Regions from separate parts of the Homo sapiens genome. Here region 1 is linked to region 2. A link is an interaction called in ENCODE POLR2A ChIA-PET data of the cell type or tissue named here. Cell type or tissue: HepG2. All regions are shown on one strand. Each heading gives the region's core, and the rest is flanking DNA. Links, peaks and the distances in the headings are about the cores only. Region 1 has its middle 43 kb from the start of HNF1B. Region 2 overlaps DDX52 (DExD-box helicase 52).

Region 1 (9,213 bases), core at 705-8,704, 160 kb before region 2:
AATTGCTTGAAAAATGTTTGTCATGTGAATATAGAGTGACAAATTGCAAACGTAGCTGAGTGATCTCGGGAAGAAAGGAATGATTTGCCTGGGAAGAGCATCTATGTTTAAAATATCAAGGAATTAGTGAATGGTGCTACAGTACTAACGGCTGGGATTTGACCATTTCCGATGGCAGAAAGGAGGCCTTTTCTGTTGAGCTGGTGGAGTAGCTTCTCTCCCTGGAAGGCCCACATTCCCGACCTTTGGCCAGCTCTTTTCACTCCCCTACCAACATGAGCCGAGATAGATAACCCCACCTCCTCAAGACTCGGGGTGCCTTTAGGTTAGCGCTTTACATGGGATCATCTGAAGTCACAAGTAATTCTCGAGTACGTCTGACTTTGTCAGCTAAGTGTTAGAGAGATGGATGCTCACAGCCCACAAATAGCATGGTTGAATCACCAAGCATCTTGTTTGTGTTAGAGAGTGAGATAAACTCTAGGAGCCTTCACCCATAAAACTGTCTGCAGTATTGAAAACATGCTTCATAAAAACTCCCTGATGACCAGGAATGTATCCTTCTAACGTGGGATTGGCTGAAAACACTTTCGAAAACAAATTACTATTGGGTTGTCCAGTTTTGCTCATATGCAGTAGGGGGCGCTGTTGATACAAATTCCATCAGTACTACATGGACTCCATTGCACTAACCACGGATGCGCCCTGTTCACAGCTTTACCCGGACATTTAGCCCTGGTTCTTAACACTGAAGAGTTAACAGGTGTGCCAGGAGAAGAACGTGGCTTAGTCAAACCGTTTGAAGGATATCATTTTCTTGGTTGGCATCCTATCAACTCTTAACTAGTTCTCTTCCTACAGAAACTTTTTCACCTTTTTCAGTTCTTCCCATATAACATTGACTTTTCTCCTAAAGAGATTATTTGTTGTTCATCCTAAGGATTAATGTTTGGTGTCCTGAGAATCACCATATTGGAGAAATGTCAAGATGTCTGAAATGAGGAAACCCAAGTCCTACCCACCAACTAGAAGAAAATTTAGACAAAGTCAAGTTGAACCCAACTCTCCCAAGAGATGAACTTACTAGGGCTGCAAAGGTACTTGTCTGGAACAGCACTCTTGGGTTTCCCCATAAGCAATATAGTCATTTAGGGAAGAAAGCTGCCCCTATAGAAGTCCCAAAGTGGGGTGCATGAGAGTTTCCAAATGCCAAATATTGTAGGGATATTCACCCACTTAGAAATTGGGCCATAGATTTGCATTTCTGGAAGCTCCGAGCTTATAGAATAAGGGATGGATACAGGGTACCCTGGACCATGAATAAAAGATGCCCTCCAATCCTTCACCCTCTCTTAAGCAACAACCTTCCAAGGCTGACTGGGCTTCACCAGATCCTGCTTTGGCCATCTTGGGATGACCAAATTACCACGTGGGTGAAGAAAGTACCGAGAATTGCGGGGGCCATGAAGATACTTTGACCTTTTCTGGAGTCTAGGACCTTCACTGTCCTCGACGGTGCTTCTATTCTAGTTCTTCTAGCAGAGGAGGGCAGTGTTCCTGTGAAGTTCCCGTGCTCCCTGTGGCTCAAAGCCTTTGAAACTGGGGATCCTGGCTGAAGGCTGACTCAGTGTCTCAGGACCCAGCAAGCCCCTCAGCCCCTCAGCTCCTTCAGCCTCCCTCCACACAATGCAGTGGATGGAGGTGCCAGAGAGAGGCTGCGAAACAAAGGTGGCTTTCACCCAGAGCCAGCTGAGAGGTGCCGACTGTGGTGGCGGGGTCTGCAGCCCTGAAGCTGGGTGCCGTCCTGTGACTCTGAGCTCAAAAATGTGTGAAATTTCTTTTTGCTGGGTATTCTACATCAAGCGGAACCTGTTCTCAGAGAAACATTCCATTTCACAGACCCTAATGGCTTTCCTCTGTGCTGATGCATTAATGAGGCTCCGGCTCGTTCTAATCAGAAGGAAGCCATGCAGATAATTGCCTGAATTTTTAATTCAGGGTTATGATAGGGGAATCAAAGTCACACTGCAGTTGCTGAGGCTGCCTCTAGTTCCAGGCCATTGACTTTTGCAATTTTCTTTGATTTCCCCCTCCCTGTCTCTTTCTCCCCACTCCCTCTTTCTCTCTCTCTCTCTCTCTCTCTCTCTCAGGCTTGGTGGAGACCGACAGTAAGTTTCAGGTTGGGGTGGAGTAGAGAAATAGGGGCAGCCCTTGGGGTCTCCCACAGTCTTTCTTCCTCCTCCTCTTTTGCAACCCTTCCCCTCCCCCATGAAAGCGTGGATCCTGCCTGCACCTGTCACCCCAGGGCTGGTTCTGGGAGAGTGCCCTGCAACTGGCCTTCCCACTCAGGGTCTCTGTGCCCATAAGCAAGGACAGGAAATTTGCCCCAGGAGAGGATCTCCCTTGGCAATTTACTTCTCATTTCATCTCAGGTTTTAGGGCAAAGGAGAGAAATGATAAAGGGAAGGGAAAAAGAGATCAGGTGGCCAGAGCAGCTCAGCATCTTCCAATTCCTTGCAAAGGCAATTTGTTCTCCATTGTTGCTGAGACCAAGGGCAGGTGGGAAGTTGGAGGAACCTAAGCCTGAGGTCCTTCCTGAATTTTTTCCCCTGACATAATCATCACTGAGTGCTAGAACTTTAAAGAACTTACAGAACCCTGACAACTACAGGTGGTAGACAGAGGTAAATGCAAACTGGCTGTATGATAGGTCACTTACCCACAAATTAAAAAAAGGACCCAGAGGCTGGTACAGAAAGAGCTCCCTGACATTGGCCAGTTTGCCCAGAATGTCCAGGACCTTGGGCTGACACAGAATTTGCTAGGGTGAGAGTCGGCAGCCTTTATGGCTCAATTCCAACCAATAGTCACTTTCCAGGAGAGTGACTATTCTTGCAAGGGAAGTTTCTTCTCCCAGTATGCTCTAGTGCTGGCTATAGCAACACTATCGGCACACATTTACACTTTAAGCCAGCATTCAGCAGAGTGATTCTTTCCCTTCCAGATTGGTCTCCGAATCACTGGGCACCACACACATGGCATCTAAGAGCAAAATGTATCTCCACATCTCTGGCTGTGTATATCGGTTCAGGATTTTTACTTTTAAGAGACAGAAGATAATTTTCACTGGGACTGACATCTCCTGGGTGCCAAGGACGTTATATACTGTCATTCCATTTAACCATTACCAGTACGTTGTGAAGAAGAGATGACTGTCTCTACTTTCGAGATCAGGAAACTTGGGTTCACCAAAAAAGAACAGAAATTTTACTGCCACCTGCACCTCACCTTCCAGGGGAAGTTTTGTTATGTGGAATCCAGAAATCCCTTTAAAGGTGCATTTTCAGGGCTTAGCAATGCTACTGATAATGCAGTCTTTCCAATTGCAGGTTACAGCTTTCAGAAATCAAAAGAGGCAGTTACCTTTATTATGCTGGTGGAATTTGACCTCCACTGGGCTTTTGTTTCCTCAATAAAACATGGCCTCATATCTGAATAGCCCCCCTCTCCCAAGAATGCCAAAGCAACCTCACAAACTCTGCAGTCATCCACACACTGACTCCTTAAGAACATCCCCAGCAGAACTATCACTTGACCCAGCAATCCCATGACTGGGTATCTACCCAGAGGAAAATAAATCGTTCTACCAAAAATACCATAATAGCAAAGACACGGAGTCACCTAGATGCCCATCCACGGTGGATTGGATGAAGCAAATGTGGTACATATACACCATAGAATACTATGCAGCAATAAAAAAGAATGAAATCACATCCTTTGCGGCAACATGGATGTAGCTGGAGGCCATTATCTCAAAGGAATTAATGCAGGAACAGAAAACCAAATACTACATGTTCTCACTTATAAGTGGGAGCTGACCACTGGGTACATACAGACACAAAGATGAGAACAGCAGACACTGGGGACTCCAAAAGGGGAGAGGGAGGGAGGAGGGCAAGGGCCGAAAAACTACCTATTGGGTACTATGCTCACTACTTGGGTGATAGGATCATTGATACCCCAAACCTCGTTGTCGTACAATATACCCAGACAACAAACCTGCACATGTACCCCTGAATCTAAAATAAAAGTTGAAATTATTAAAAAAAAAAAGCAGTCCATCTCTTCTACAACAGTGGACCTCATCATGGTGCTAGACTATTTTATGATAGCACAGAATATCTCTGGGGATTTTTGCGAATCTCTGTTGAACTTTTAAAGCAAAATCAGTTATCATTTCTTTTTTTTTTTTCATTTTTATTTTCATAAGAGACGGAGTCTTACTTTGTTATCCAGGTTGGTCTTGAACCCTGGGCTCAAGTGATTCTTTTGTCTCAGCTTCCAAAAGTGCTGGGATTACAGGCATGAGCCACTACTCCCAGCCAGGTTTCTATGTCTTTTAATTTTTTTTTTTTAAAAAGCATGTGCTTTGGGATGCCTTTAGGCAGAGTTAGGGCCTCATTTATTCAATCAATCAGCCTATATTTAATGAGCACCAACTATGCACCAGATTGTTCCAAGCACTGAGTCCTGCCCTCCGAGGGGAACATCACAGTTTAGTGGGGTAGATGAATGCAGGCTGAGGGATGTGGCAGAGGGAAACACAATCTGCTATGAACGTTGAAAGGAAATCCTGAAATCAAGCTAACAACATGTGTAAACTCCAACAAAATTGAGAGTAACAGCGAGTGCCCTTGTTCCTGAGCCCAGAACATAGATCCATTCAGGGATGAAAAACCCCATTCTAAACTTTGGTCCCCTCCCATCTCAAAAGCCAACTTTCTCTTAGCTCCCTGGAGACCCGGTCTGCTCCCCAGGTCCTGTGCATTCCAGCTTCAGCCCTGTGAACTTGGAGTTAATGATTAAACCACGTGGTAGTGCCATGGCTGGAGGCCGAGGCTTCCTTGGGGTGAGCTGGATGGCTCAGCCCTGGAAACTGCCAAGTTCCTGGCTCAGCTCCAGCCAGGGATGGGCCGGAGACAGATCCAGCCCCCACACCCACATGCAGCTCATTTTCAAAGTTGGCTGCAGTCTCAACAACCTCTAGTCACAGAATCCCCTGCTACAAACCTAAGGCACTGTGGTATAGTGGAAAATCCAATGTAAAAGGAAACGCAAGTCTTGGTGCAAATTCTGATCCTACTACTAATTCACTGGGTGACCTTGGGGTAGTCTCCTCACCTTTTCTGGGCTTCAAGTTTCTCATCCATAATGGAACAATGTCGGACCAGAACGTGCCATGTTCTCTTACAATTCTGTGCATTTGCACGTGCTGTTACATTTGCCTGGTACACCCTTCCTACCCCTTTTGTCTTCTCACTCATCCTCCAAAGTGCAGCTGAGGGGTCACCATCTTCAGAAAGCTTTCCCTGACCCTCTCCCAACAGGCTAAGCTAGATGCCCCTTCTTTTAGTCCCATAGCACTCTGTATTTCCTTTATCATAACACTTAGCCTACTGTTTTTACAGGCATATTTTGGAGATATCGTGGGTTCAGTTCCAGACCACTGCAATAAAGCAAATATGGCAACACAGTGGGTCACACAAATGTTTTGGTTTCCCAGTGCATCGAAGAGTTGTGGTCACACTATACTGTAGTCTATTAAGTGTACCATAGCATCACATCTTTTAAAAAGTACATACCTTAATTTTAAAATACTTTGTTGCTAAAAAAAAAAATGGTAGCAATCATCTGAGCCCTCAGTGAGTAGTAATCTTTTCGCAAGTAGAGGGTCTTGCTTCACTGTTGATGGATGCTGACTGATCAGGGTGGTGGTTGCTGAAGATTGAGGTTGCCGTGGCAATTAAAAAAAAATAAGACAATGAAGTTTGTGACATAGATGGACTTTTCTTTTTACAAAAGATTTCTCTGTAGCATGCAGTGCTTTTTGGTAGCATTTTGTCCACAATAGAAGTTCTTTCAAAATTGGAGTCAGTTCTCTCAAATCCTGCCACCACTTTATCAACTACGTTTATGTGATATTCTCAATCCTTTGTTGTCATTTCAACAACGTTCACGGCATCTTCACCAGGAGTGGATTCCATCTCAAAAAACTACTTTCTTTGCTCATCTGTAAGAACCAACTCCTCATCTGTCAAAGTTATATCATGAGAATCCAGGAATATGACACAAAGGTGGAATAGACATTAATTTTGTGCATTCTTTGGGACCCATGCACACGTATGTTTATTGCGGCACTATTCACAATAGCAAAGACTTGGAACCAACCCAAATGTCCAACAATGATAGACTGGATTAAGAAAATGTGGCACATATACACCATGGAATACTATGCAGCCATAAAAAATGATGAGTTCATGTCCTTTGTAGGGACATGGATGAAGCTGGAAAACATCATTCTCAGCAAACTATCTCACGGACAAAAAACCAAACACCGCATGTTCTCACTCATAGGTGGGAATTGAACAATGAGAACACTTGGACACAGGAAGGGGAACATCACACACCGGGGCCTGTCATGGGGTTGGGGGATGGGGGAGGGATAGCATTAGGAGATATACGTAATGTTAAATGACGAGTTAATTGGTGCAGCACACCAACATGGCACATGTATACATATGTAACAAACCTGCACATTGTGCACATGCACCCTAAAACTTAAAGTATAATTTAAAAAAAAAAGAAAGGAAAAAAAACCCCTCCCCTCCAAAAACTTGTGCTTTCTTTGGTAATTTTTTTTTGTTTTTTGTAACTACAAAGCTTTGCTACAATTTTATGCATTTCATTCAAGTCAGTGATGTGTGTTTGTATAATTTCCACAACATAATTGTTGATCATAAAAATGTAACATCATAATTACATTTCTAACTAGAATTAGTATGTCTAGTTTTGTATCTTTATGCTATATTTTTTATTTTATTTTATTTTAAGTTCCGTAATACATGTGCAGGATGTGCAGGTTTGTTGCATACATAAATGTGTGCCATGGTGGTTTGCTACACCTATCAAACCATCACCTAAGTATTAAGCCCTGCATGCATTAGCTATTTTTCCTGATTCTCTCCCTCCCCCACCCCCGAACAGGCCCCAGTGTGTGTTGTTCCCCTTCCTATGTCCATGTGTTCTCACTGTTCACCTCCAACTTATAAGTGGAAATATGCAGTGTTTGGTTTTTCGTTCCTGTGTTAGTTTGCTGAGGATAATGGCTTCCGGCTCCATCCATGCCACTGCAAAGGACATGATCTCATTCCTTCTTATGGCTGCATGATATTCCATGGTGTATATGTACCACATTTTCTTTATCCGGTCTACCACTGGGTTGGTTACACATCTTTGCTATTGTGAATAGTGCTGCAATGGACATATGTGTGCATGTATCTTTGTAATCGAATGATTTATATTCGTTTGGGTACATACCAAGTAATGGGATTGCTGGGTCAAACGGCATTTCTGGTTCTAGGTCTTTGAGGAATTGCCATACTGTCTTCCACAATGGTTGAACTAATTTACATTTCCACCAACAGTGTAAAAGTGTTCCTATTTCTCCACAGCCTCACCAGCATCTACTGTTTCTTGACTTTTTAATAATCGCCATTCTGGCTGGCGTGAGATGGTATCTCACTGTGGTTTTGATTTGCATTTCTCTAATGATCAGTAATGTTGACCCTTTATTTTTATGTTTGTTGGCCATATAAATGCCTTCTTTTGGGAAGTGTCTGTTCATGTCCTTTGCTCACTTGTTAATGGGGTTGTTTTTTTCTTGTAAACTTAAGTTTCTTGTAGATTCGGAATATTAGACCTTTGTCAAATGGATAGATTGCAAAAATTTTCTCCCATTCTATAGGTTGTCTGTTCACTCTGATGATAGTTTCTTTTGCTATGCAGAAGCCCTTTAGTTTAATTAGATCCCATTTGTCAATTTTTGCTTAGACTCCCACACAATAATAGTGGGAGACCTTAACACCTCACTGCCAATATTAGACAGATCATCAAGACAGAAAATTAACAAAATATTCAGGACTTGAACTCAGCTCTGATCAAGTGGACCTGACAGATATCTACAGAACTCTTCACCCAAAAGCAACAGAATATACATTCTTGGCACCACATGGCACTTACTATAAAATCGATCACATAGTTGGAAGTAAAACACTCCTCAGCAAATGCAAGAGAGCTGAAATCATAACAAACAGTCTCTCAGACCACAGCACAATCAAATTAGAACTGAAGATTAAGAAGCTCACTCAAAACCACACAACTACATGGAAATTGAACAGCCTGCTCCTGAATGATACCCGGGTAAATAATGAAATTAAGGCAGAAATCAAGAAGTTCTTTGAAACCAACGAGAACAAAGAGATAACATGCCAGAATCTCTGGGATGCAGCTAAAGCAGTGTTAACAGAGAAATTTATAGCACTAAATGCTATAACACAAAAAGGTAGAAAGATCTCAAATTGACAATCTAACATCACAGCTAAAAGAACTAGAGAGCCAAGAGCAAACAAACCCCAAAGCTGGCAGAAGACAAGAAATAACCAAGATCAGAGCAGAACTGAAGGAGATAGAGATATAAAAAAACCCTTCAAAAAATCTACAAATCTAGGAGCTGATTTTTTGAGGGGAAAAAAAAAAAACCTGCTAGCTAGACTAATAAAGAAGAAAAGAGAGAAGAATCAAATAGACACAAAAAAAAATGATAGAGGGGATATCACCACTGACCCCACAGAAATACAACCATCAGATAATATTAAGAACACCACTATGCAAATAAACTAGAAAATCTACAAGAAATGGATAAGTTCCTGGACACATACACTCTCCCAAGACTGAACCAGGAAGAAGTTGAATCCCTGAATAGACCAATAACAAGTTCTGAAATTGAGGCAATAATTAATAGACTACCAACCAAAAAAAGCCCAGGACCAGACGGATTTACAGCTGAATTCTACCAGAGGTACAAAGAGGAGCTGGTACCATTTCTTCTGAAACTATTCCAAACAATTGAAAAGGAGGGACTCCTCTCAAACTTATTTTATGAGGCCAGTGCCATTCTGATACCAAAACCTGGCAGAGATACAACAAAAAAAGAAAACTTCAGGCCAATATCCCTCATAAACATTGATGCAAAAATCCTCAATAAAATACTGGCAAGCCGAATCCAGCAGCACATCAAAAAGTTTATCCACCACGATCAAGTCAGCTTCATCCCTAGGATGCAAGGCTGGTTCAACATATGCAAATCAATAAACA
Region 2 (9,073 bases), core at 974-8,973:
TTTTTCTCTGTTACCCAGGCTGGAATGCAGTGGCATGATCACAGCTGTCTGCAGCCTCAACCTCCCAGGCTCAAATGATCCTCCCCACTCAGCCTCCTAAGTAGCTGGGACTACAGGCTTGCACCACCACCCACCCTTGACTAATTTTTAATTTTTTTTTGAAGAGACGGGTCCTCACTATGTTGCCTAGACTGTTAAAATCTTTTACTTTTTAAAAATATATTTTAGAAATTGCTTCCCAAGAAGAAGGTGCTACTATACAGTGGATGTCATCTGTAGAAGCAAAGATTGAAGACAAAAAAGTTCAGAGAGAAAGTAAACTAACTTCCGGAAAGTTGGAGAATCTCAGAAAAGAAAAGGTTAGAAAAATATTTTGGGGCCAAAAGTATATATATTTTCTGACCTAGTGACTTATTCGCTGGATTTGGGTTATTCTGTTGTTAATGTGAATATAGTTTTGTTAAGATAGAAGGTTAATTACATTCATTTAGATTTTACTTTAATGAAAACTTAAAGCAAAGTAGGCATTTGTGCTGTGGGTGAACATTTTAAAGTTTAAATTGCTGATACATATATAAAATTCTTGACCTGCTCAAGTTTCAAGATTGATAGTATGTTTAGAATTAAATTTTTAAAATTTCGTAACTGCTTTCGATAAACAAACAAAATTTGGCTCCCTTTCTTCTCTGTTGAGCTCACCGGTTTAGAAGGATTTCCTCTGACACAGATTAGAGGGTTAGAATTCTTAAGAAAGGTATTTTATGACTTGGGAATAAGAGGAGTAGGATATGGAAGAAACAACAAATATACCTTTTTTGTGTCTGCTGTACACCTGCCGTATTCCTGATGGAGAGGTGTATTCAGCTCACTTCAGGGATTACTATGGCAATGCTTCAGTAACCCAGAAACCAGAATTTGGCTGTCTCTGGTCCAGAGAATGGGGAAACAAACCAAATCAACACTACTAGACTCCACTTTTTGGCACTCAGTTTTAATAATCAGAGTTTTAGGGTAAATCATCAAAAAGCAATGATACTTGTATGTTAACCACCATATTAAAATAGTAGATGGGTTCAATGCCTGCCTTCTAAGAAGTTTATTTAAGGTTAGAAGTTATGACTATGACAATAACACATTAATATGAAGAAAGCATAGACATTTTATGAAGGTTTTCTATGAAAGGGCATGAAATGTACCTAATATCTGTGATGTTTTGATTCTTGGATTTAACCAAAAAGTTTCATATGCTGCTAAAGGTTATCCCAGAAACTGTTAATGTTGCTTTATAACATCTGAGAATGTATTTATTTGGCCATATCCATGGTGGCCTCTTTACTTCACTTTTCAGATAAACTTCTTGCGGAATAAACACAAAATTCACGTCCAAGGAACCGATCTTCCTGACCCAATTGCTACATTTCAGCAACTTGACCAGGAATATAAAATCAATTCTCGACTACTTCAGAACATTCTAGATGCAGGTTTCCAAATGCCTACGCCAATCCAAATGCAAGCCATCCCAGTTATGCTGCATGTGAGTATGAAGATCTAGAATGCCTGTAACATTCCTTCCTCTGTGTGTTTGCTCATTCTCTTCCCTCTCTTCTTGAACTCTTTCTTTCCACCTTATCTCCCCTGTTAAAATCCTTCACTTCCTTTTAAGGTTCATCAAATGCCTGTGCCTCCATAAAAGTTGTCTTGATCACTCCATCTAGATGTGATCTTCTTCCTTTTCTAGTACCCTTTCCCCCACACTGCAGTTCTTCCATGGTATTTGGTGTGTTCTTTTCCTTGCAACATTTATTTTACATTTTAAACTACTTTGTATTCGCACCAATCATATTTATCTTTTTCATTTTACTAGTGTGTAACCCCTTGGAGAATGGGGATTATGTTCTATTCATTCATACATTCATTATTTAGTTTATAATGCCCAGGAACTACTCCAGAAATACAAATGCTTTCTAAAGTTCTTGTACATAAACTGACTTATTTTTCCGAATACTTTTTATTATTAAAGTATACTTTACATACAATAAAATGCATAGATTTTTAAGTGCCCAGTTTAGTGAGTTTCAGCAATGCATGCCCTGTGTAACCACTATTCCAGTGAAGATAGAGAACATATGTATTACCCCAGACAATTTTCTTGTGCCCTTTCCATTCAGTCCTCACCCTGCCCCTGCTCAGAGGCAACTGCTATTCTGATTTCTACTGCTGTATATTCCTTTTGCCTCTTCTAGAGTTTTATATGAGTGGAATCACACATTAATCTTTTATTTCTGGTTTCTTTCACTTTGCGTAATGCTTTGAGATTCTTCTGTATTACATAGAGCAATAGTTTGTTACCAAGTAGTATTATGTTGTATGAATATACCACAATTTGTTATCCAGTCACTTGTTGATAGAGGTATGGATTAACTTAGGTTTTCGGACGTTAAGTTTTTCTGAGGTTTGTTTCTGTAGCAATAAGAGTTGGGTTTTTTCCCCATGTAACCGAGATGGCCTTCAGTTCTGGTTTCCAAAGGATATAAGATACCTTTTCATCTCTATACTAGTCCTTTTCATTTTCTTTGAGAGATGAAATGAGAATACATTCATACATTTAAATGATGCTGTTGACTTATGTTATAGTAAATTTGCTTTTAATTTTTGTTTAAGATTGTTTCTGTCATGGCTTTAGCTTAAAGCTTAAAAAATCACAGTGGGCCAGGTGCGGTGGCTCACGCCTCTAATCCCAGCACTTTGGGAGACCGAGGCGGGCAGATAACGAGGTCAGGAGTTCAAGACCAGCCTGGCCAATATGGTGAAACCCTGTCTCTACTAAAAATACAAAAACTAGCTGGGCATGGTGGCGTGTGCCTGTAATCCCAGCTACTCGGGAGGCCAAGGCAGAAGAACCACTTGAACCCGGGAGGCGGAGGTTGCAGTGAGCCGAGATCTCGCCACTGCACTCCAGCCTGGGTGACAGAGTGAGACTCTGTGTCAAAAAAAAAAAAAAAAAAAACACAGTGAGTTTTTGAAAATTGTCTCCTGTAAATTACTCTGCCCTCAGGTCATTGCCATTTTTTATTTCTTCAGCCATTTTGTTGTTCAATAAAACCTTCCCTAGTGATTGAACAATACAGATACCAGGACAAAAAGTTGGTTTTATAATTTTATTTTGACAATAGTTTAGTGGAAAAGAAAAATTGAAATAATGGATATAACTTAGGTTATGGATTATCTTTGGGTTTTAGTTACCCGTATTCTTTACACTCATTCAAAGGGAATTTAAGGGCAATGCTCAGAAACTTTGTTGGGGTGATGGTGGCATGGATGGATGATGTTAGGAAAGCAGATATGACTTGAAAGATTAGATTCATTATGTAAAATTGTATTTGTTTTTTTCTATGGCTGGTAGCGTTATTTGACCAGGCTCTGAAAAATTTATGTACTTTCTTTGTAGTATTTAATATACCCTATGTTTTTAGGGTCGGGAACTTCTGGCTTCTGCTCCAACTGGATCTGGAAAAACATTAGCTTTTAGCATTCCTATTTTAATGCAGCTGAAACAACCCGCAAATAAAGGCTTCAGAGCCCTGATTATATCACCAACACGAGAACTTGCCAGCCAGGTATGACTTGTAGCTTTTGAAGAGTATGCGATTGGTTTTTACTTCAGTGATCTTTCTTATTTGAAGGTAATAAAAAGATCTTAAAAAGCAAGGCCCACGTCTTCTGTCATGGTCAAGTATCCTCTACACAGCACAGTGCTCCGGATCTTACTCCATGTGGGCAAGTCTTTTAAGTCTTTCTGTAAGTTTCTAAAACACAGTGATTTTAATATTTACACTTCTTTGGTAAATGCTTTAAGGTCTTTGAAGTTGAAAGGCTAATTAAATATAGCCCTGCTTGGACATTTATTTTTCTCATCTAAAAAAAATGAATACTCATCTTAGTTTTGGTTTTTATTTATTTATTTGTTTGTTTTTTAGCCACAGATTCTTACTCTGTTACCCAGGCTGGCATGCAGTGGTGTGATCATGGCTTACTGCAACCTCGAACTCCTGGCCTCAAGAGATCTCCCTCTTCAGCCTCTTGAGTAACTGGGACTACAGGCACATGCCACTGCGCCTGGTTAATTTTTTTCTTTTTGTAGAAACAAGGTCTCCCTATGTTACCCAGGCTGGTCTTGAACTCCTGGGTTCAAGTGATCCTCCCACCTTGGCCTGCCAAAGTACAGGGCTTACAGGCATGAGTCATTATGCCTGACTCATCTCAGTTTGTTTTTTTTAGAAGGGAAAAGTATACAGTGATCTGTTCTACCCTCCCAATGTGCTTAATATGAAACACATATCAAGTATGAAATAGTCTTGTAATAGTACTATGTGTGTGTGTGTGTGTGTGTGTGTGTGTGTGTGTGTGTGTGTGTGTGTATTTTTTCTTGGGACAGTCATGCTCTGTGGACCAGGCTGGAGTGCAGCGGCGCCATCTCGGCTCACTGCAACCTCTGCCTCCCAGGTTCAAGTGATTCTCCTGCCTCAGCCTCCCAAGTAACTGAGATTACAGGTGCGCACCATCACACCTGGCTAATTGTTTTTGTGTTTTTAGTAGAGATGGGGTTTTACCACGTTGGCCAGGCTGGTCTGGAACTCCTGGCCTCAAGTGATCCACCCACCTTGGCCTCCCAAAGCGCTGGGATTACAGGTGTGAGCCCCCACACCCGGCCAGTAGTACTGTATTCTGAAAACAATACAAAATAGGTTAGTTTTATCTCTGGGAACTAGTTTATTCCACCTGAAGAAATTATTGAATCTTATTAGGCATTGAAGTTTCAAAATGCTGAGATTTCAGGTTAATCTACAGATTGTTATGAGTTTAATTTCAGATATTCATGGGTTGGTAATAGATTTATTTCATTAATCATGTAAAAGAGTATACATCTTGTCCAAGTATGTTAGCAGCTAATGTTTTTAATCTTTTTTTTTTTAGATTCACAGAGAGTTAATAAAAATTTCTGAGGGAACAGGATTCAGAATACACATGATCCACAAAGCAGCAGTGGCAGCCAAGAAATTTGGACCTAAATCATCTAAAAAGTTTGGTAAGGAATTCATACATGGGATGTAGATAGAGCATGTAAGGAATCTGGAAATTATAAATATCCTAATTGCTATGTAAGTGTTGTTAAAGTATAGTCATGTATGTATAAAATTTGAATTTTAGAAGAACTAAAGCGATCCCCTTCTCACTCTACTGAGAAGTTATACATAAATATATACCAGTAGTTCTCAAATAGAGACAATCTTGCCCCCCACCTTTCACCACAGGGACATTTGGCAATAATTTGGAGACATTTGTAGTTGTCACAACTGGGGAGAAGTGCTACTAGCCTGTAGTTACTAGCCTATAGCCAAGGATGTTGTTAAACATTCTGCGGTGCACAGGACAGTCCCCTGCAACGAACACTTAGTGGCCCAAAGTGGTAACAGTGCTGAGGCTAAAAAATTCTGATTTATACCATTGATTTTTAATCTGCCATGGAAATACTCTGGCAGACAGGAATGGCATGCATAGCTGGGTGCAGTGGCTCACACCTGTAATCTTCTCCATACCTATAGCTATGGAGAAGCTGAGGTGGGAGGATTGCTTGAGGCCAGGAGTTTGGGACCAGCCTTGGCAACATAGCGAGACTCCATCTCTAAAAGAAATTTTTTAAATAAAAAAAAATTAGCCAGGCATGGTGGTGCATGCCTGTAGTCCTAGCTACTTGGGAGTCTGAGGTGGGAAGATCACTTGAGCGCAGGAGTTCAAGGCTGCCATGAGCTATGATTGCACCACTGTACTCCAGCCTGAGCAACAGAGTGAGACTCCATCTTAAAAAAAACAAAAAGAACGGCTTACATCCTCACCCTTATATCAGCCAGAGAATCTGCTTTCATTTTTTTTTTTTTTCTTTTTGTTTTTTGACATTGTCCACTTGGAGATAAGCTTTCATCTGTTTTGTTTTGTTTAAATCTTGGGCCTCTGCATAAAATTCCATGTAAAAAAAATGATTTTCCTGGGGGAAAAAAAGATTTGAAAATTAAATTGTTCTTTCCTCTTAGAAATTGAGAAGAGGCTGGGTATTGTGGCTCATGCCTGTAATCCGGCATTTTGGGAGGCTGAGGCAGGGAGATTGCTTGAGCCCAGGAATTCGAGACCAGCCTGGACAGCATAGGGAGACCCTGTTTCTACAAAAATAAAAGTAAAAAAAAAATTTACCATCTCTACTAAAAATACAAAAAATTAGCTGGGCGTGGTGGCGGGCGCCTGTAGTCCCAGCTAGTGGTAGTCCCAGCTACTCGGGAGTGAGAATGGCGTGAACCCGGGAGGCAGAGCTTGCAGTGAGCCGAGGTTGTGCCACTGCACTCCAGCCTGGGCGACAGAGCTAGACTGTCTCAAAAAAATAATAGTAATAAATAAAAATTAGCCAGGTGCAGTGGCATGTGCCTGTAGTCCCAGCTACTCAGAATGCTGATGCCAGAAGATCTCTTGAGCCCAAGAGTTTGAAGTTGCATGCAGTGAGCTATGATCACACATTGTACTCCATCCAGGCTGGGTGACAGAGCAAGACCCTGTCTCAAAAAGAAAGAGAAAGCTGCTCAGATATATTAAAAGGAAAGTAGGGATATAATAGTTTTGTGTTGTTGGCTATGACTACTTCCCACTTCAGGTTATTAACTGAAGTTGAGGAGGCTTAATTCCTAGTTCAAGAGGGATAAATCCTGTTTTTGCAATTTCTACCATTTGTTTTTCCTATAGATATTCTTGTGACTACTCCAAATCGACTAATCTATTTATTAAAGCAAGATCCCCCCGGAATCGACCTAGCAAGGTATAGATGATATTTTCATGTCTTTCGTGTGTATTTTTAATTTAGTTAATTATATTTTGTCCTCTATTGCTTGTATTTTTTGTCTTTGGAGCTTGCTGTTTGCCACCTTCAGTCAGTGTTGGCACTGAGAATAATGGTTTTTTAAAAAAATTCATAGAAAAGAAATGGAACCTCGTATCTTTGAGGCTATTGGAATAGGTACATTAAGCTATGTTTATCTTCCTTTTACCTTTTTCCTGCTGTGTTAGTCCGTTTTCATGCTGCTCTAAACAGCTACCTGAGACTGGGTAATTTATAAAGAACGGAAGGTTTAATTGACCCACAAGTCAGGGCATGACTGGGGAGGCCTTAGGAAACTTACGGTCATGGCAGAAGGGGAAGCAAGACATATCTTACATGGTGGCAGATGGGGAAGAGAGAGAGAGAGTGCCCCCATGAGCCGGTCACCTCCCACCAGGTCCCTCCCTCAACACGTGAGGATTACAATTCGAGATGAGATTTGGGTGGGGATACACAGCCAAACCATGACACCTGCTTGTGTTTCTTATTTTTTTTTTTTGGTATGATAAAGTGGATCTGAGAAGCAGCATTATAGTTTGACTTCCTCATGTGTCCACTGTCCCCACAGTTTAGTGAAGTGTCTTGGATCTTTCAGTTCAGTATCCACAAGTTGTTTTGTTATTTCTTAGTGTTGAGTGGCTTGTAGTAGACGAATCAGATAAACTGTTTGAAGATGGCAAAACTGGGTTCAGAGACCAGCTGGCTTCCATTTTCCTGGCCTGCACATCCCACAAGGTCCGAAGAGCTATGTTCAGTGCAACTTTTGCATATGATGTTGAACAGTGGTGCAAACTCAACCTGGACAATGTCATCAGTGTGTCCATTGGAGCAAGGTATTTAATTGTTTCTCAACATTATCACACTGATTTTTTTTTTAAATACAAGTCTTTTTTAAAGACTGAAGGAGATAGGTTTCTTGGCCTGAGACTAGCAAGGGAGAGAGTTTTACTGATTGAAATGTGTTCTTTTAAGCCAAGATTGTTTAAGGATTTTCTATTTTAGAGTAATCTAAAAGAAGGTTTTTACATTGTCATATTAACATTCCTGTCATCATGCTTTTAGGTGTTTTTTTCCATCCACAGAGTATAACATGAGCTCTGTGGCCACCTAGAAGATTTAGTTTCTTTGATGGCTTAAATAAGTGGACCACAGAGGAAGAACCTGATGTCACTGAGCCACTTGATATATATTTCCTTTTAAAAAATATTTTGGGGAGCATTTTATGCTAAATAAATGCTCAGTGACAGAAAAAAGTTTAAAGAAATTATGATACTGCTACCTGATGGATTATTATGTAACCCCTGAAATGATGTAGGAAGACTGTAGCTATATGAAAAAGTGTTTGTAGTACCATATTAAGTGAAAAAGTAGCCAATGGAACAGTAAAGAATACCCTATTTTAAACCTAAAATTCCTGTTTATAAGAAGAAAGCAAGGTTGGGTACGGTGCCTCACACCTGTAATCACAGCACTTTGGGAGGCAGAGGCAGGTAGATCGCCTGAGGTCAGGAGTTCGAGACCAGCCTGACCAACATGGCGAAACCCCATCTCTTCCAAAAATACAAAAATGGGTGTGTGCCTGTAATCCCAGCTACTTGGGAGGCTGAGGCAGGAGTATTGCTTGAGCTTGGGAGGTGGAGGTTGCAGTGGGCCGAGATCGCCCCACTGCACTCCAGCCTGGGTGACAGAGTGAGATTCCATCTTGAAAAACAAAAAAAACAGGAAAGCAGAATGAATTCACCATAAACATAATTTCAATGGGAAATTAAACATATTTAAATATGGTTAATGTATATTTAAATATATTTAGATAAAAATAATTAAATGGGAAAAATATTTATGATACAACACAGTACATTGTAACATCTTACAGAGTATTAATAAAGTCTTAATATATCTCACCCCTAACTGTTGGTCTATAAATAAATCTTTGCTAATCATTATGAAAAATGTTTAACCATGTGTAATAACAACCTTAAAAATATTTTTATTATTTTACTCAATAATTTTACAGTTAGAAATTTTTTATAACTAATCAAATACCTGAAAATTTATGACTGAAACATAAGTTTTAATGGGTGGCATTTCAAGATATTTTTAAAATTAGAAGAAAGCATTTAAAAATAACAATTTTGTCTTCAAGTTAAAGTATAA

The links. Peaks named below come from ENCODE experiments on the same cell type or tissue, not always from the same donor. Only the 100,000 strongest peaks of a DNase experiment are listed, where the experiment ranks them.
Region 1: POLR2A ChIA-PET joins it to region 2 with 10 read pairs; 2 of 35 experiments call an interaction of 5 or more read pairs at or near these places.

Annotation. Positions count from the first base shown.
Region 1 is chr17:37,782,981-37,792,193 of GRCh38, reverse strand. No RefSeq gene overlaps it. Among named protein-coding and RNA genes, the nearest start is that of HNF1B, 43 kb to the right of the region's middle. In HepG2, for the core only: no CTCF peak of the experiment used is centred there; a DNase peak (open chromatin) is centred at 4,853; H3K27me3 peaks cover 1,308 bases.
Region 2 is chr17:37,624,574-37,633,646 of GRCh38, reverse strand. It overlaps DDX52 (DExD-box helicase 52), which reads left to right. Exons shown (of 15, transcript NM_007010.5): 3 at 229-359; 4 at 1,349-1,534; 5 at 3,474-3,617; 6 at 4,975-5,086; 7 at 6,787-6,859; 8 at 7,549-7,752. Among named protein-coding and RNA genes, the nearest start is that of MIR378J, 14 kb to the right of the region's middle. In HepG2, for the core only: no CTCF peak of the experiment used is centred there; a DNase peak (open chromatin) is centred at 4,216.